Linked DNA regions of Homo sapiens: region 2 is linked to region 1. A link is a loop called in an ENCODE intact Hi-C map of the cell type or tissue named here. Cell type or tissue: GM12878. All regions are shown on one strand. Links, peaks and the distances in the headings refer to the core of each region. The heading gives the core; the rest is flanking DNA.

The links. A loop is a pair of places that touch in the nucleus more often than their neighbours do. Peaks named below come from ENCODE experiments on the same cell type or tissue, not always from the same donor. Only the 100,000 strongest peaks of a DNase experiment are listed, where the experiment ranks them.
Region 2: it touches region 1 in a loop (2.2-fold over the local background); 2 of 110 quality-filtered maps call a loop at or near these places.

What each region holds. Positions count from the first base shown.
Region 1 is chr7:122,705,309-122,713,667 of GRCh38, reverse strand. All of the region lies in intron 2 of CADPS2 (calcium dependent secretion activator 2), which reads left to right. All of the region lies in intron 2 of LOC124901738 (a long non-coding RNA gene), which reads right to left. Among named protein-coding and RNA genes, the nearest start is that of RNF148, 6.6 kb to the right of the region's middle. In GM12878, for the core only: no CTCF peak of the experiment used is centred there; a DNase peak (open chromatin) is centred at 3,274.
Region 2 is chr7:122,625,706-122,634,064 of GRCh38, reverse strand. CADPS2 (calcium dependent secretion activator 2) reads left to right here. Exons shown (of 30, transcript NM_017954.11): 4 at 4,737-4,817. Among named protein-coding and RNA genes, the nearest start is that of RNF133, 69 kb to the left of the region's middle. In GM12878, for the core only: no CTCF peak of the experiment used is centred there; a DNase peak (open chromatin) is centred at 4,430.

The DNA.
Region 1 (8,359 bases), core at 20-8,019:
ATATGGAAAAGTGATACTTATCACTTTTTTTTTTCTTTACCAATATTTTATGTCAAAATAGAAACTTCCTTACAATTGTTAAGATTGAAAAAAATGGTTACAGATCATGGCATCATCTTTAGTAAATTGGGTGAATAAGACAATGATTTAAATATGATGGGTGCTGGCAGTGAACACACATCAGTTTGTGTATGAGCCAAGTAGTGCTCTAAGTGCTTTAAAGACTGTGCATTGTTTCTTTTAATCCTCATGGGAGTCCCAAAAATTTGGTACTAATGTTATCTCTCTTTTACAGGTAAGGGAACTAAGGCACATGAGTTTAGATAGGTTGCCTAAGTTGTAGAGCTAGTGTTAAGTACAGGATTTAAACTCAGGCAGTCTGGCTTAAAAATTAATTAAACTTGCAAAATTCAACAATTGCTATTCCTGGTAAAACTAACGAGACTTAAGACTGTGAAAATTATATAAAACAAAGCTTTGTTTTTAAATATAAAAATTTAAAGCTCCATCAGATCTGAATGAAGGAAACTTTGTGAACAGATATGCTGTATGGGCTGCTTTGTTTTTCATTGTATGAAATATCCTAAGGAAAGTGATAACTTAGGATATCAGAACTATATAATGATTAAACTGTCCTACCTTGGGGACAGGATTTATTTTTGTGTGTGCCGTAACCTGAATGTTTGTGTTCCCCTTGAGATGTTGAAATCTTGACCCCCAAGGTGATGGTATTAGGAGGTGGGGACTTTGGGAGGTGATTAGCTCATGGGAGCAGAGCCCACATGAGTAGAATTAGTGTTCTTATAAAAGAGGCTTGAGAGAGACCCCCTTACTCTTTCCACAATGTAAGAACACAGCGAAAAGGTGCTTTCTATTAACCAGAAAGCAAGCCCTCATGAGACACCAAATCTACTTAATCCTGGACTTCTCGGCCTCCAGAACTGTGCAAAAATAAATTTCTACTGCTTATAAGCTACCCAGTTTATGGTAATTTGTTATAACAGCCCAAACAGACTAAGATACTGTGCTTCTCTGGTCCTTCCTTCATACCTTATTTAGCGTATTATCATATCAGAAAGTCAGTTCCTTGGAAAAAATATAACCATGACCTCATCTTTGAATCCCTGGGTACACAAAAGAGTCATTAGGACAGGAGATTGTTCCTTTTTGATCAGTGCTGTAGCCCTAAAATTGTGTGCACTTACTATTAAGTACTATGCACATAGTAGGGTCTTGATAAATATTCGAATGAGTGAAATAATCAATAATGTAGACATTTTGAATAGATGGTTCTTAGATTGTGCTTCTAGAGGGAATATGAAAAACAACTAAGGCATGGCAGGTCCTTAGTCATGCCAGAGAAGCACCTTTGTTATATCAAATCAAATAAGAAATTGATACAAATCAGTGCACTGGGTCCTGTAGGAAGATGAAGGAGCATAGCGAAGTCCTGCCCTCGAAAATCTTATAATTTGAGAGGTAAAGATGACAACCTTTGTAAGAGGGGGAAAAAGTAACATTGTTTTCAACACTAGAAGAAAAATATCACAAGATATTATAGAAATAATTTCCTAAGAAAGGATGTAGAGTATGAAGAAAATAGTGCTTATTGCTTAAAAGATACAAGAGTGTTTTTTTTTAAATTTAAAAATGTACATGTATGCTGTATGTACTGTTTTAACTGCAAAATATGTTTAAATACAAAAATAAAAAACATGGCTGGACGTGGTGGCTCACACCTGTAATCCCAGCACTTTGAGAGGCTGAGGCAGGTGGATCACAAGGTCAGGAGTTCGAGACCAGCCTGACCAACATGGTGAAACCCCGTCTCTACTAAAAATACAAAAATTAGCCGGGTGTGGTGGCACGTGCCTGTAATCCCAGCTATTCAGGGGGCTGAGGCAGGAGAATCGCTTGAACCCTGGAGGCAGAGGTTGCAGTGAGCCAAGATCACGCTACTGTACTCCATCCTGGGTGACAGAGAGAGACTCTGTCTAAAAAAAGAAAAAAAATGTAAAACATATATTGTGACAGTTCATAGGAAAAAGAACTCACTTTGCACTGAATTAATCAGGGAAGCTTTGTGGGGACTGCAGGATTCAACTGTCACTTGGGGTAGAAATAGAAGGCATTCTGGATTGGAGAAAAAGTTGGTTGCAATTAGAAATTTTTTCTTTTAACTATTACTCCTGATGTAATGTTAGAGTTTTCTCTGAGGTACCATGGTATACATAATTGGTATAGTTTTCTCTTAATAATGACTCTTTGGGGCTCATGACCTGATATATAGTTGTAGATCTATATTTAAATATCTTGAGAGATATAGCTATATATTCATTTACATAAAAATAATTAAAGGAGAATTTTTATCCCTGTAAAGGCTGCTGCTTATATGTTAGAAATGGTTATTACTTTATGGCTGCATATTATTCCATATTTAGTCCATTTTTCAGATACAGAGATGTAGATGAAATTTATTCTCGACTTTTGGAGAGAAAATGTAAGACAGATGGCCTCTGATCCTGTGATATTAAATAAGCCTTTTTCTGGACAACTGTTGTCAATGTAATTCTTAACTGAGGGAAGACTTGTCAAATCATTGCCTGTTCTCTTTCTTTAAAAAAGTGAGTAGTTGTATAAAGCATAGATTATAAAAGCTCCAGATATGTCTTAATATTTTGAAGAGAAAGTACTTGAAAATCAACATTTTGTCAGGGACCTTGAGCAAGTTTTATTGTGCTAGTGTAGAGACAGAAGGGAGAAAACAGGATTTTTAAAAAATGAATCAGATAAGACCACTGCTCACAAGATATTCTAAACCAAGTGAAAGTATAGACAGACATATATGCCTCTAATTATATATAATATAAGGCAAAATTAAATGACTGCCAAATAGGTACAAAAATAATGTGTCATAGGAACAGGTGGTTTTGGCTAGGGAGATCACAAATGGGAGATTGAAATGGGTCTGTAAAGATGATGGGAATTTTATTAGCTGGAAAATGGAAGAAAAAGTTTTTCAGGATTGAGAAGAGGAAGGAAGGCCCATTTATTGAATACCTACCAAGCTAAGCTAGCAGTGTGCTTGGCGATTTACAAACAGAAGTGAAATATGTCATCCAATACTCATCAAGGCCCTAGAGGCAGACTTTACTTTTCCAGACTACAGATGAGAAAGCTGAGGCTCAATGTGGCTCAGCTTAAATGGCTAGCATGTAGCAGAAACTGGATTTCACTACATGACACATCTGTCACACGGCCTGGTGCTTTAATACACTGTTCACTGTTTCTGCTAGTGTGATGTCTCTATGCTCATGTTGTTGTCATCGTTTTTCTCTGCTCCTTCACGGGAGGGATTAAATTATATAACAAATAAGAAAGGGTTTTGTGATCTGTGAATTGGAAAAACGTAAGGAGAAAATCTCCTTAATCACCTCTGCCCTGTTATTTCTGACTGCTGGGAACTCACTCAGAGTTAACCACAGACTCACTCAGAGTTAACCATCATAGGACTTGTATTAGGAAGGCAATGCATATGCAAACTTTCAATGACTGATTGTGGCTTAGGAAGATTTTTTTTTTTTTGGGTTGGCAGAAGGTCATTTTTTTTTTTTTTTTATTATACTTTAAGTTTTAGGGTACGTGTGCACAATGTGCAGGTTAGTTACATATGTGCCATGCTGGTGTGCTGCACCCATTAACTCGTCATTTAGCATTAGGTATATCTCCTAATGCTATCCCTTCCCTCTCCCCCAACCCCACAACAGTCCCCAGAGTGTGATGTTCCCCTTCCTGTGTCCATGTGTTCTCATTGTTCAATTCCCATCTATGAGTGAGAACATGTGGTGTTTGGTTTTTTGTCCTTGCGATAGTTTACTGAGAATGATGATTTCCAATTTCATCCATGTCCCTACAAAGGACGTGAACTCATCATTTTTTATGGCTGCATAGTGTTCCATGGTGTATATATGCCATATTTTCTTACTCCAGTCTATCATTGTTGGACATTTGGGTTGGTTCCAAGTCTTTGCTATTGTGAATAGTGCCGCAATAAACATACGTGTGCATGTGTCTTTATAGCAGCATGATTTATAGTCCTTTGGGTATATACCCAGTAATGGGATGGCTGGGTCAAATGGTATTTCTAGTTCTAGATCCCTGAGGAATCGCTGCACTGGCTTCCACAATGGTTGAACTAGTTTACAGTCCCACCAACAGTGTAAAAGTGTTCCTATTTCTCCACATCCTCTCCAGCACCTGTTGTTTCCTGACTTTTTAATGATTGCCATTCTAACTGGTGTAAGATGGTATCTCATTGTGGTTTTGATTTGCATTTCTCTGATGGCCAGTGATGATGAGCATTTTTTCATGTGTCTTTTGGCTGCATAAATGTCTTCTTTTGAGAAGTGTCTGTTCATATCCTTGTGGCTTAGGAAGATTTAGAGTCTGTTTTAAGCTTTAGGACAATCTTGAAATGATGGAGTCCCAGAAGCAGCCTGCAGAACCTTTTGGTCCTCATCCTTGGATCTTAATAATGAGAAGGGCAGAGTAGCCTATTAAGAGAACAGGACAATTGCTGGTGGTGATTTAAAGGAATCTGCTTGGTATATTTTTCCTCTTTTGAGTATATTGCCTATTCACCACTGCCTCAAACAAAAATCCAGTCTAAATGGTTGAGTTAATATGAAGATACATTTTGTTCCGAGCTCAAAGATAATAATTATACTACGGCCAAATATTGTCTTAATCTTGTGTTTACTTAAGACTATTTACCTCTTCCTTCTGCCTCCTAGTGCAAAGACTACAATGTGAATTTTTCCCCCCGTTACTTCCCAGAGTAGTAATAATGAGTTCCTACTCTGATTACCATTCTATCTTCTAAATCGGTAGACTGAATAAGGAAAAAATTGTTTTCAATTTATTGTTAAAGTTATGTAGACCATGACTTGAATTCTGAATGAAGAAGAGAGTTTAATTTAGTTTATTTATGCCCATTACAATTTAAATGGATTTGATCATATTCCAAATGCTCATTTATCTTTGTATTAAGGTATGGCTAAGGAATCAAGTTTTATGATTGCTAAGAGCAAGGAAGATATATATATATATATATATATATATATATATATATATATATATATATATATCTCGAATACAATATGTTTGGATCTACATATCCAATATATATATATATATATATATATATCCACACACATATATATATACACACACATATTGTGTGTACATATATAGAATCAGTTGAACTCATTATGAATATTCTAACTATCCTATACTCTTACTGAAATGATCACCTTTCTGAAGATAAAACTCAGTAGATACAATTTTGCATAAGGAATATTACTGGATAGAATACAGAGGATAATGACGCTATCAATTTAATTCAACTTTTATTGAGAACCTATGATGTGGTAGATATTGTCCTAGAAGCTGGGTATTAAAAAGATGAGAATAAGATTTAATCCTGTCCTTCAAGGAGATTAATAGAATAGTTAATTTTGTAGAGGGAATTATATCAGGATTTTTTCTAAATGGGTAGATTATAGCAGCACTTGCAACAGGAGGACAAATGGATAACTATATGAGATGACAGATATGGTCATTTGTTCCATTATAGCAACCATTTTACTATATATGTGTACCTTACAGCATCATGTTATACACATTAAATATACACAACAAAATTTACTTAAAATATATATATAGAAATAAGAATTATAGTTGCCACAATCCAGAAATGCCTTTATATAAACTAGTTTTGTTACATGAAACTATGAAGTTTTTTTAACCAGTAATATATTAGCTGTAATTAGAGGAGATGCTTGCAAATAATAACATATATATATATATAAGAAAACATTAAAAATTGTAAAAGTAAAGATTCTGCTTTCAGAAAAATATTATCATTAGTACTCTTTGCTTTTGTGCTGCTCTCAGTGAGGTACTTTAGAGTCAATATTCTGTTTTCCTCAGATCTCGTTATGATTCATTTAATTTCTTGCAAAAAAAACATACATAGTTGTAGTGTTTGAGCCTAAATGCAAAATAAATGTTTTTTGAATTCCTAGAGAGCTCTCATGATATTATAGCTCTGGATACTGACACTTGTGAGGTAGTTTATTGGTTTTCCTTTCATCTTAAAGATGCTATCTGAGCAGTGCAATGTGATTGTATTTATCTGTTTTGCTTTATTGGAGTAGAGATTTCTGGAAGTGTGAGCACTCTTACCCATAGAGATCAAAGAATAGCAGAGGGGTAGAGGTCAGTTAGTTGATTTTTTCTCTCTTAATAATAGTTATAACCTTCTAAAAAATTTAATTGGCGCCTGGAAGTTATAGGATACATGCATATATACATCCAACTTGCATGTAACTCTTTTATTCTGCCTAGATGATGCCCTCCTTAAGGTCAGAGCCATGTTGTGTCCCCATTAACAGAGACTCTGGCTCATGTCAGTGCCTTGTGTACAGTGCATATTACATGTTTGTTGCGGTTAATGGTTAAGTATTATTCCTTTGGGGATACTTCAGGAATTTAGAGCCTGTAACTGCCATTGTGCCTGCCTGCTTACCTTCTGGTTCATGTCTTTCCCCTTAGTAACACAGCATTCAAATCTTCACCCTTCCTCTGGCCATGTGCTCAGCCAGGGAAAGAGCTCTCTACAACAGGATAAATCATGATTAACCTAAGATAATCATGATGATTCCACTCCGGTTTCCAAGGATTTCATTAGGCATGGGTTTGTGAAGCAATTCTAGCCAAAGAGACATTGAGGGAAGTCTGGTAAGTTTCTGGAAAAAAAAAATGTGTGTGTGTGTGTACATACATATATATATATGTGTGTGTGTGTATATATATATGTATGTACACACACACACATACATTTTATATATATATATATTCCTTGCTCTTATATAAGTATATATACATATATATGAGCAAGGAATATGTATATATAAAAGAATATATATATGTATGTTCTACCTATCTCTTGTTAAGAGCATGTAACTATATATATATACACACACACACAACCTATCTCTTAAGTGTGTGTGATATATATATATATACATATTCGCTGTTAACAAGAGTTAGGTAGAATGACTTTTTGAACCAGTTGAACCAACCCTAGTAATATGTTTCAGTTCTCTTTAGCCTGCCTACAAAAGGAATATATAAACATATATATATTCCTTGAATATATAAGCATATATATATATTCCTTGAATATATAAGCATATATATATATTCCTTGAATATATAAGCATATATATATATTCCTTGAATATATAAGCATATATATATATTCCTTGAATATATAAGCATATATATATATTCCTTGAATATATAAGCATATATATATTCCTTGAATATATAAACATATATATATTCCTTGAATATATAAGCATATATGTATTCCTTGAATATATAAGCATATATGTATTCCTTGAATATATAAGCATATATATGTATTCCTTGAATATATAAGCATATATATATTCCTTGAATATATAAGCATATATATATATTCCTTGAATATATAAGCATATATATATATTCCTTGAATATATAAACATATATATATTCCTTGAATATATAAATCCTTGAATATATAATATATATTTATATAATATATAATATATATAAATATTATATAATATATAATATTATATATTATATTATATTATATATATATTATATATTATATTATATAATATATTATATATTATATTATATAATATATTATATATTATATTATATTTATTATATTATATTATATATAATATGTATAATATGTTATATAATATATATTATATATAAATATATATTATTATATATCATATATATTATATTATATATGATATATATTATATAATATATCATATATTATATATTATATATATTATATATTATATAATATATGATATATTATATAATATATGATATATTATATATAATATGTGATATATTATATAATATATTATATATGAGATATATTATATAATATATTATATATCATATATAATATATATAAATGTTATATAATATATAAAATATATTATATAATATATAATATAGATAATATATAATATAAATATATATAATATATAATATAGATAATACACAATATAAATATAGATAATATATAATATAGATAATATATAATATAAATATATATAATATATAATATAGATAATATATAATATTATATTACATATTATATATTATCTCTACTAATATATTTCAATTCTCTGTAACCTACCTGCAAAATTCAACAGAATGAAAAACTCTTCAATATTTGGCTGTTAGAAAGAATGTCCATGTATTGAATAAATGATCT
Region 2 (8,359 bases), core at 255-8,254, 80 kb after region 1:
ATAGCAAACAGTTAATTCACAGCAATCAAGCAGTATTCCTGGGATGCAAGGTTGGCTCAACATAAGCAAATAAATAAAGATAATTCACCACATAAACAGAACCAAAATTAAAAACCATGTAATCTCAATAGATGCAGAAAAAGCCTTCAATAAAGTCCAATTTTCCTTTATGATAAAAACCTTCAACAGGCTAGGTATTGAAGAAACATATAAAAATAAGAGCCATCTATGACAAACTCACAGCCAATATCATACTGGATGGAGAAGAGCTGGAACTATTCCCCTTGAGAACTGGAACATGACAAGAATGTCCACTCGCACCACTCCTGTTCAACGTAGTACTAGAAGCCCAGCCAGAGAAATCAGGCAATAGAAATAAATAAAATGCATCCATGTAGGAAAAGAGGAAGTCAAATTAGCTTTCTTTGTTAATGATATTCTATATGTAGAAAACCCCTAAAGACTCTGCCAAAAAGCTTCTCGAACTGATAAATGACTTCAGTAAAGTTTCACAGCACAAAATCAAAGTACAAAAATCAATAGAACTTCTATACATCAGTAAAATTCTAGCTGAGAGCCAAATCAAGAACACAATCCCATTTACAATAGATACACACACCAAACAAAAAACCCAGGAATACATCTAACCAATGAGGTGAAAGATCTCTACAGGCAGAACTACACAACACTGCTTAGAAAATGACAAAGATGACATAAATAAATGGAAAAATATTCCATATTCATGGAATGGAAAAATCAGTATCATTAAACGGATCATACTGCCCAAAGCAATTTACAGAATCAGTGCTATCCCTATCAAAATAGCAACATGATTTTTCACAGAATTAGAAAAATCTATTCTAAAATTCACATGGAACCTAAAAGCCCAAATAGGCAAAACTATCCTAAGCAAAAAGAACAAAGCCAGAAACATCACACTACCCAAATTCAAAGTATACTATAAGGCTAAAGTAACCAAAACAGCATCGTACTAGTACAAACACAGACACATAGACAAATGGAGCAGCATAGAGAACTCAGAAGTAAACCTGCACACCTACAACTATCTGATCTTTGATAAAATCAACAAAAATAAACAATGGGGAAAGCACTCCCTCTTCAATAAATGGTGCTGGAATAACTGGCTAGCCATATGCAGAAGAATGAAACTAGACCCCTACCTTTCATCATATACGAAAATTAACTCAGGGTGGATTAACGACTTAAATGTAAGACTTCAAAGTTTAAAAATTCTAAAAGAAATACTAGGAAATACCCTTCTCGACCTTAGCTTTGGCAAATAACTTATGGCTAAGTCCACAAAAGCAATTACAGTGAAAACAAAAATTGACAAGTGGGACCTAATTAATCTAAAGAGATTCTGCACAGCGAAAGAAATTACCAACAGAGTCAACCAACAGCCTACAGAATGGGAGAAAATATTTGCAAACTATGCATCTGACAAAGATCTAATATACAGATATCTACAAGGAACTTAAATCAAGCAAAATCAATCCAACTCAAAAATGGGCAAAGGACATGATCAGACACTTCTCAAAAGATGTACAAGTGGCCAAAAAACATGAGCAAATGCTCAACATCACTAATCATCAGAGAAATGCAAATCAAAGCCACAATGAGATAGATACCATCTCACAGCAGTCAGAATGGCTATTATCAAAAAGTCAAAAAAACAACAGATGTTGGTGAGGCTGCAGAGAAAAGCAAATGTTTGTATTCTGTGGGTGGTAATCCAAATTACTTTAGCCACTATAGAAAGTAGTTTAAAGATTTCTCAAAGAAGTTAAAACAGAACTACTGTTACACCTAGAAATCCTACTACTGGGTATGTACCCAAAGAAAAATAATTCATTTGATCAAAAGGACACTTGCACCCATATGGTCATTGACACACTAATGACAATAGCAAAGACCTGGTATTAACATAGGTGCCCATTAATGGTGGGTTGGATAAAGAAAATATTTTATATATACATACACACATATATACCATGGATTATTACACAACCCTAAAAAAGAATGAAATCATATTCTTTGCAGCAATGTCGATGCAGCTGGAAGCCATTATCCTAAGCAAATTAGCACCTTAACATAAAACCAAATATCACACATTCTCACTTATAAATGAAAGCTAAACATTGAATATACATAGATATAAAGATGGGAATAGTACACTGGGGAATGATTGACCAAGGGAAATGTGGGCTGAAAAACTACCTATTGGATACTATGCTCACCACCTGGGTGATGGGACCATCCATATCCCCAACCTCAACCTCAACAACATGTAATATACCCATGAAACCATCCTACACTGTACCCCCTCCAAATCTGAAATTAAAAAAAAAAGAAAAGACAATGTAGTGTCCCAGTGCTCTACATTGTTTTTGGTTTTGTTTTGTTTTGTTGCTTACTTTTTTTTCAGACAAATGTGATCAAGTCATTAATTATTTTTTAAAAAAACAGACCAGGTGCGGTGGCTTATGCCTGTAATTCCAGCACTTAGGAAGGCAGAGGCGGGAAGATCACTTGAGCCCAGGAGTTCAAGACAAGCCTGGGCAACATAGCGAGAACTCCATCTCCACAAAAAGAAAAAATATGTAGTTGTAAATTGTCTCTTACAAACAAAACTACCAAAATTTAGAAATAACTCAAACAATTTCACTTACACTTAAGTAAGAGCTGTTAATCTGGAGATATAGATACAAAAATATGTTAGTGTTTCTAGTGAAGTTTGAAAAACTGTGGCCTTTTAAGATATTAAATGCTATTTTTTGTTGAAGCTGTGAGAAAAATATAATTTCTTTATATGCAAGTAACTTTTTATGTCTTTTGAAGAAATATGTATCAGCATTTAAGCAAAGATCATAATATATTTCATATTACATTTAGTGCATTTGAAGTATTGTTACAGTTTCAGTGTTCTTATGGTTTAGTTTTTAGGAGCTTGGAATGAGAGATTTCAGTTAACCTGGAACCCGTACTTACTGCATATTATTTTTCTTCATAATTACGTTAGTTTTTAATTTTAATCATTTTGATTTTAGACACAGTGAAGAGAAACTTGTTTCTGTTTGATTTTGAATCATATTAATCAATTAAAATTGTTTGTTAGTTTTATGAGATGACATAGAAACTCCTATATAACAAGGATTTACTTTAAGAAAATCTTGCCTGTTTTTTTAACTTATTTTAAAATGAATTTGGTTTTTTAAAAATCAACTTGGAAACATATTTTAGACAGGTAATCTCAGGCCTTTTGTATAGTTTTTCTCCCAAGAGAAAATTAACATGAATATCCTCAATTTAACATTTTGTGTATATCTTTAAAGAAAACAAAATAAGACTTCCGTCTTTCTGACCTATTGTTTGTACTAGAGACAGAGTGATCTTTCCTTTCCAAAGCTTACATCTGATCATATCACTCCTACACTTTAAACCTCTCAAGGAAGTCCCATTGTTGTAGGAACTAACTCCAAATTCCCTAATGTGGCTTGTGAAGAGTAACTTATGAAGTTGCCCTGCTTCTCTCTCCAGTCCTGTCCCTCACCCTGCCTCTTCTGGTATCCCATTCCAAAAGAACCACTGTGTGTGTCTAGTTTTACCTCCTCACCTCCAGACTTTTGGTGTTCTTTTATAGGAACATCTTCCTCTTTTTTTTTTTTTGACTCTTCATATAAATTGCCTTACCACCACTATCCTGTTAATCTGGTTTGCTTCTACTCATCTTTTTGAGGACTCTCTTTGAGGATGTTTTTAAAAATGTAACCTGGTCAATTTGTAGTTCTTTGGGAAAGTGACAAGTAAACTGTTTTCTCATTGGTGTTTAATGTTATACTCAATCGAATCTTTAGATGGTCCTTTACTAAAGTGTATTGTGCAGTCCAGGCTTCTTCGTGATGAGAGTGCAAAAGGAGAAAAAACTAAAGTCAAGAGAAAATTAACACTTAACATCCTCACTTTAACATTTTTATAAAGGGACTAATATTGAGTGAATGGGTGAAAAGGTATCATGAGTAAAGTTAAAATAAGTTATAGAAAAAGTTAAGGATTAGTTCATGAAGTGAAAATAATTTTCCATGTAAATGGGAGATTTCTAAAAAAAATGATGAGAGCACACTTTTCTTGTTTTCAGTCAAATTTAGAACAGGAGAATGGATTTCTAATATGGTGCCAATCCTTAAAAGAATGGAAGGATTTCTTGGCAGTATTAGTCTACTGGTATTAGAATGAGGAGTATATGAAGACTTAAGTGGTAGAAAGTTGTATCAGTCAATCAAAGAGTACTTTTATAGTTTAGCACTAATACAAACTTATTATTAAAGCAAAGGGAGTTTTTTTAAAGTACAAAGAAAGAAGTGAAACATTAGCATCTCACCCTCCAGAAATACATGGTGAGAACTTGAAAGAACAAAACAAGAGCTTCATCTTTCTGGAACTATTTAGGACTGACTTAATGATCAAGAAATCTAATTTCTTGATTTGGTGGTTTTGTGAGTAAAACCACAATGAGAAAGTACCCAAGAAATTTATCTGGTCTGCCAATCTAATTGAACAACCTCCTGTATTCTCTTTGTAATAGATATCTGATACAATCTATTAAACATTTTTCAGTCATTTAATCTTTGCCTTAGTCTGTGGGACTGCCTCAGTCTGTGGGTCACTGTATATAGATTAAGTAATTACATATGTGTAACTTCTGTTTTATTTTTAAGCTGGATAACGCAGATGAACAAGCAGCCCAGATCAGAAGGGAACTTGATGGCCGGCTGCAATTGGCAGATAAAATGGCAAAGGTAAATTATTAACTTGGACATACTGTATGACATTCCTTTCTTTACCTAGATTTCTGTGAGCTGAAAAAGTGTTTTGTATAGGTTAAAAAAAAAAGAGCCAGCATAATTTTAACATTTTCTCCTCTACACATAGACCTCTTAATCCCAAATATCTGAAAGCATGTTATCTAAATGAAGCATATTATTCATTTTACGTACTCATCCTTAATATGTGAACTGTTTAATTTTAATGATAACTTTTATAGACTTCTCTTAAAGCAATGCATGAGTTTCTCAAACTGCCAGATCTAGAAGAGTTTTAATGTTTTACTAAGCAAAATATAACCAGGGAGAAAAAACTCCTCCCCGCAAAATCATATAATACATTCCTAAGTATACAGTAAAGTTATTGGCACATAGTGGTTCTGACTAACATTTAATTGAATGACTAAATGCATGAAAAAATATTATTTTAAGTATCTAGTATGCAATCTGGCAGATGAAGTGTGCTTGATACAAGAAATTCATCATATTGTACTTATTTTATTTGTGTGATCACTGTGTATCGTGAATAGAGATAAATTTCAGACAAAAGGCATGAGTTTTTTCTAGTACTTAAGGTTTTTAGAGAGAATGGAACCCAATTGTCTAAATCATTCTTTAGTGAATTTATTAACTTACTTCAATGATATGAAAATTTTAGTTCTTTTCAATGGACTTGCAGTTATAGTGCTGTTGATTGCTCTGAACATAAGATTCTCTCCCTTTCCTTTCTGCTTAGCAAAAACTTCCAATATTTGATGGATAGTCTCCCTCTCTATTTCTCTCTCTCGTAACATGTATACAATAAACTGCACACATCTTCATTTTACAGTTTAATGAATGTTTACGCATACATCCTGTGTAGCCACCTCCCAGATCAAGATAATGAACTCTTCCAGCATTCAAGAAGTTATATCCCATACTAATTTTAACAATTATTTTTTTACTTCTGCAAAGAAAATGTGTATTTGTAAATATTAATACATAATGTTTTTAAAATGCTAACACTGTTTAAGTGTTTATTAAAAAGTAGAGGGAAAGTTGAGAAATTAGAAATAAATAATAAAATAGAGAAAAATGTAGATAATTGGGTAACAAGAATGACAGTAAGTTGTAAGAACCAAGCAGGAATTAGATCATGAGGAAGAATCTCTAGATGAATGAAGATACAGTGTGCTATAAATTAGGGGCCAAAGAGTTACATTTGCACAGAGGGCAGTGATTGAAAGGATAGCATGCCTTATTTTTGTCCTCTGGGTTTCTAGAAAGGTGGTATTTCATTCTAGAGATTTGAATGTGGATTTTGTAGAGTAGAAAGCAAGCAACTTGAGGCTATTGAAACCTTTAGAAAGAAAAATATTTTAATGCCAAGTCCTATCCTGTATTGAGCCTGGCTGGAAAAGAAATTGCTTTTCTGAGACCTAAAGCTAATAAAGAACCTGGAGAGATGTGCCTGACAGCAGCAGGAGGGACAGTGGATCTGTGTTCAGCATTTGAAAATTACCTACTTGTATATAGATTGTACCTGAGACTGGGCACATTGTCATATGTAATGCTTTAGAATAAAGTTTAAGTGATTTTCTAGAGAGTTATGGGACTGGAAGAAGAGACTCAGACGTATTCTCAGGTTCATGACTGAGAAGAAGGTGTGTTCATAAACTCCTGGGCTGAGTCAGAAGAAAGGGTTAGTGATGAACACACAAAGGCTTCTCCTTGAGAGAACCCTAATGGTTTCATCAGAGATGTTGATAGAGTGGAAAAAACATGGAGAAAGAAGTAAAGCTGATGGGGTTGGAAAGCAAAATATACCTCTAAAAATAGGATACCTTTTGATGAAAATATTGACATAGATTGAGCAGGTTTAATTGCTTTCCACTTCAAGTTCACCAAAGTGAAGCCGTCTTAATGAAATATTTTTAAGCCTAATAACAATTGACTGACCTTGCTGAATTATTTTCTGACAATAATCCTACAAACCTTGTAAGGGCAGATGATATCATGAAGTCAATTTTATAGAAGAGGAAATTGAGGCTTAGACAAGATTATTTATTTCACCATGATTACATAACAAATAAGTGGCTGAGGCAGGCCTCAAATCCTGGCCTTGCTTCCAGAGCCTGGGCTCGCTCTCTTAACATCCTGCTGCCTCTGCAATCTGATCATTCCAGAAGAGTGGTTAATAAACAGCTATTAGTTGGCATTCAGGAACACCCCCTCCCACACTTCACAGAACAACACAATATAATAACAGTGAAACTACAGGGCAAAATCTCTGTTTCAAGAGACATGTTGACTTTAGTACTTCAGCCAAGAGGTAATTAGGAAGTAGTGAACAAAATGTGTACAGGGCCAGAAAGACCTGTGACCAAATTCATGATAGCTATTTTCTAAACATAATAGTAGGCACGTTACTTAACACTTTCGAGCCTCATTTTTTCTATCCACAAATTAATTGACCAAATATTTATTGAACACCAACTATACAGCCAGGTGCAGTCTTAGCTACTTGGGATACATTGGGATAAAATGAGACAAAAATATTTCTGCCAGGCCCTGGTGGAGCTTACATTTTATTTGCGATAGCCCCACAATAAGGAGTAAACATGCCGTGTAATTGAATTATGGAAGGTGATCATTGTTACTTAGAAAATAGATCAGAAAAAGTGGGATGAGGAGTGTAGGAGAGAGGTGGTGGGTGGTTACAGTTTTCAGTCAAGTGGTCAGGGCAGGCCAGTTCTTGATAGTACAATCCTTCCAGATATTCAGGCCAAAAAACTTGGAATCATCTTTGACTCCTTTTTCTCATACCTCATGCAAAACTTATCAGGAAATCCTTTATCTTTACCTTCACAGTATTTCCAGAATGTGACAGTTGTTACCATCCTTCCCTTTCCACTGTGGTCCATTCATCTTTGTCTCTTGTCTGGATCATTGTTCTGTCCTTTTAGCCAGTCTCCTGGATTCTACCCCTGTCCTCATTAACACAACAGCCAGTGATGTTCTGCACTAAATCTGTGATGATTCCCTATGTTGCTGAGAAAAAAAGAAAAGTTCCTAAAATGGCCTGCAAAGTCCTGTGTGATCTGGTCTTTGTTACCCCAGTCCTGTGTGATCTGGTCTTTTTTACCCCTCTGACTTTATCCTCCACTAAACTCTTGCCCTTGCTCAATCCACTTTGGCGATGGTGGCCTCCTTGCCTTTCCTTGCCACAGGGTCTTGGCCCTGACTCTTCACCTGCAGCGAACTTCCACTGACATTTACATGGCTTTCTCCCTGCTGTAGTCAGGTTCTCCAGAGAGACAGAGCCAATAGGAGATTATATCTGTATTTTCATATATCTAGACCAATATCTAGGTAGATATAATAAATATGTATATAATATTAAAAAGTAGATGTTATGCATACATACATGTTATGTGTGTATATATATGTGTGTGTGTGTGGGAGGGCAGGGAGAGAGAGAGAGAGAGATTGATTGCGTTCAAGGAATTGGCTCCCACGGCTGTGGGCACTGGCAAGTC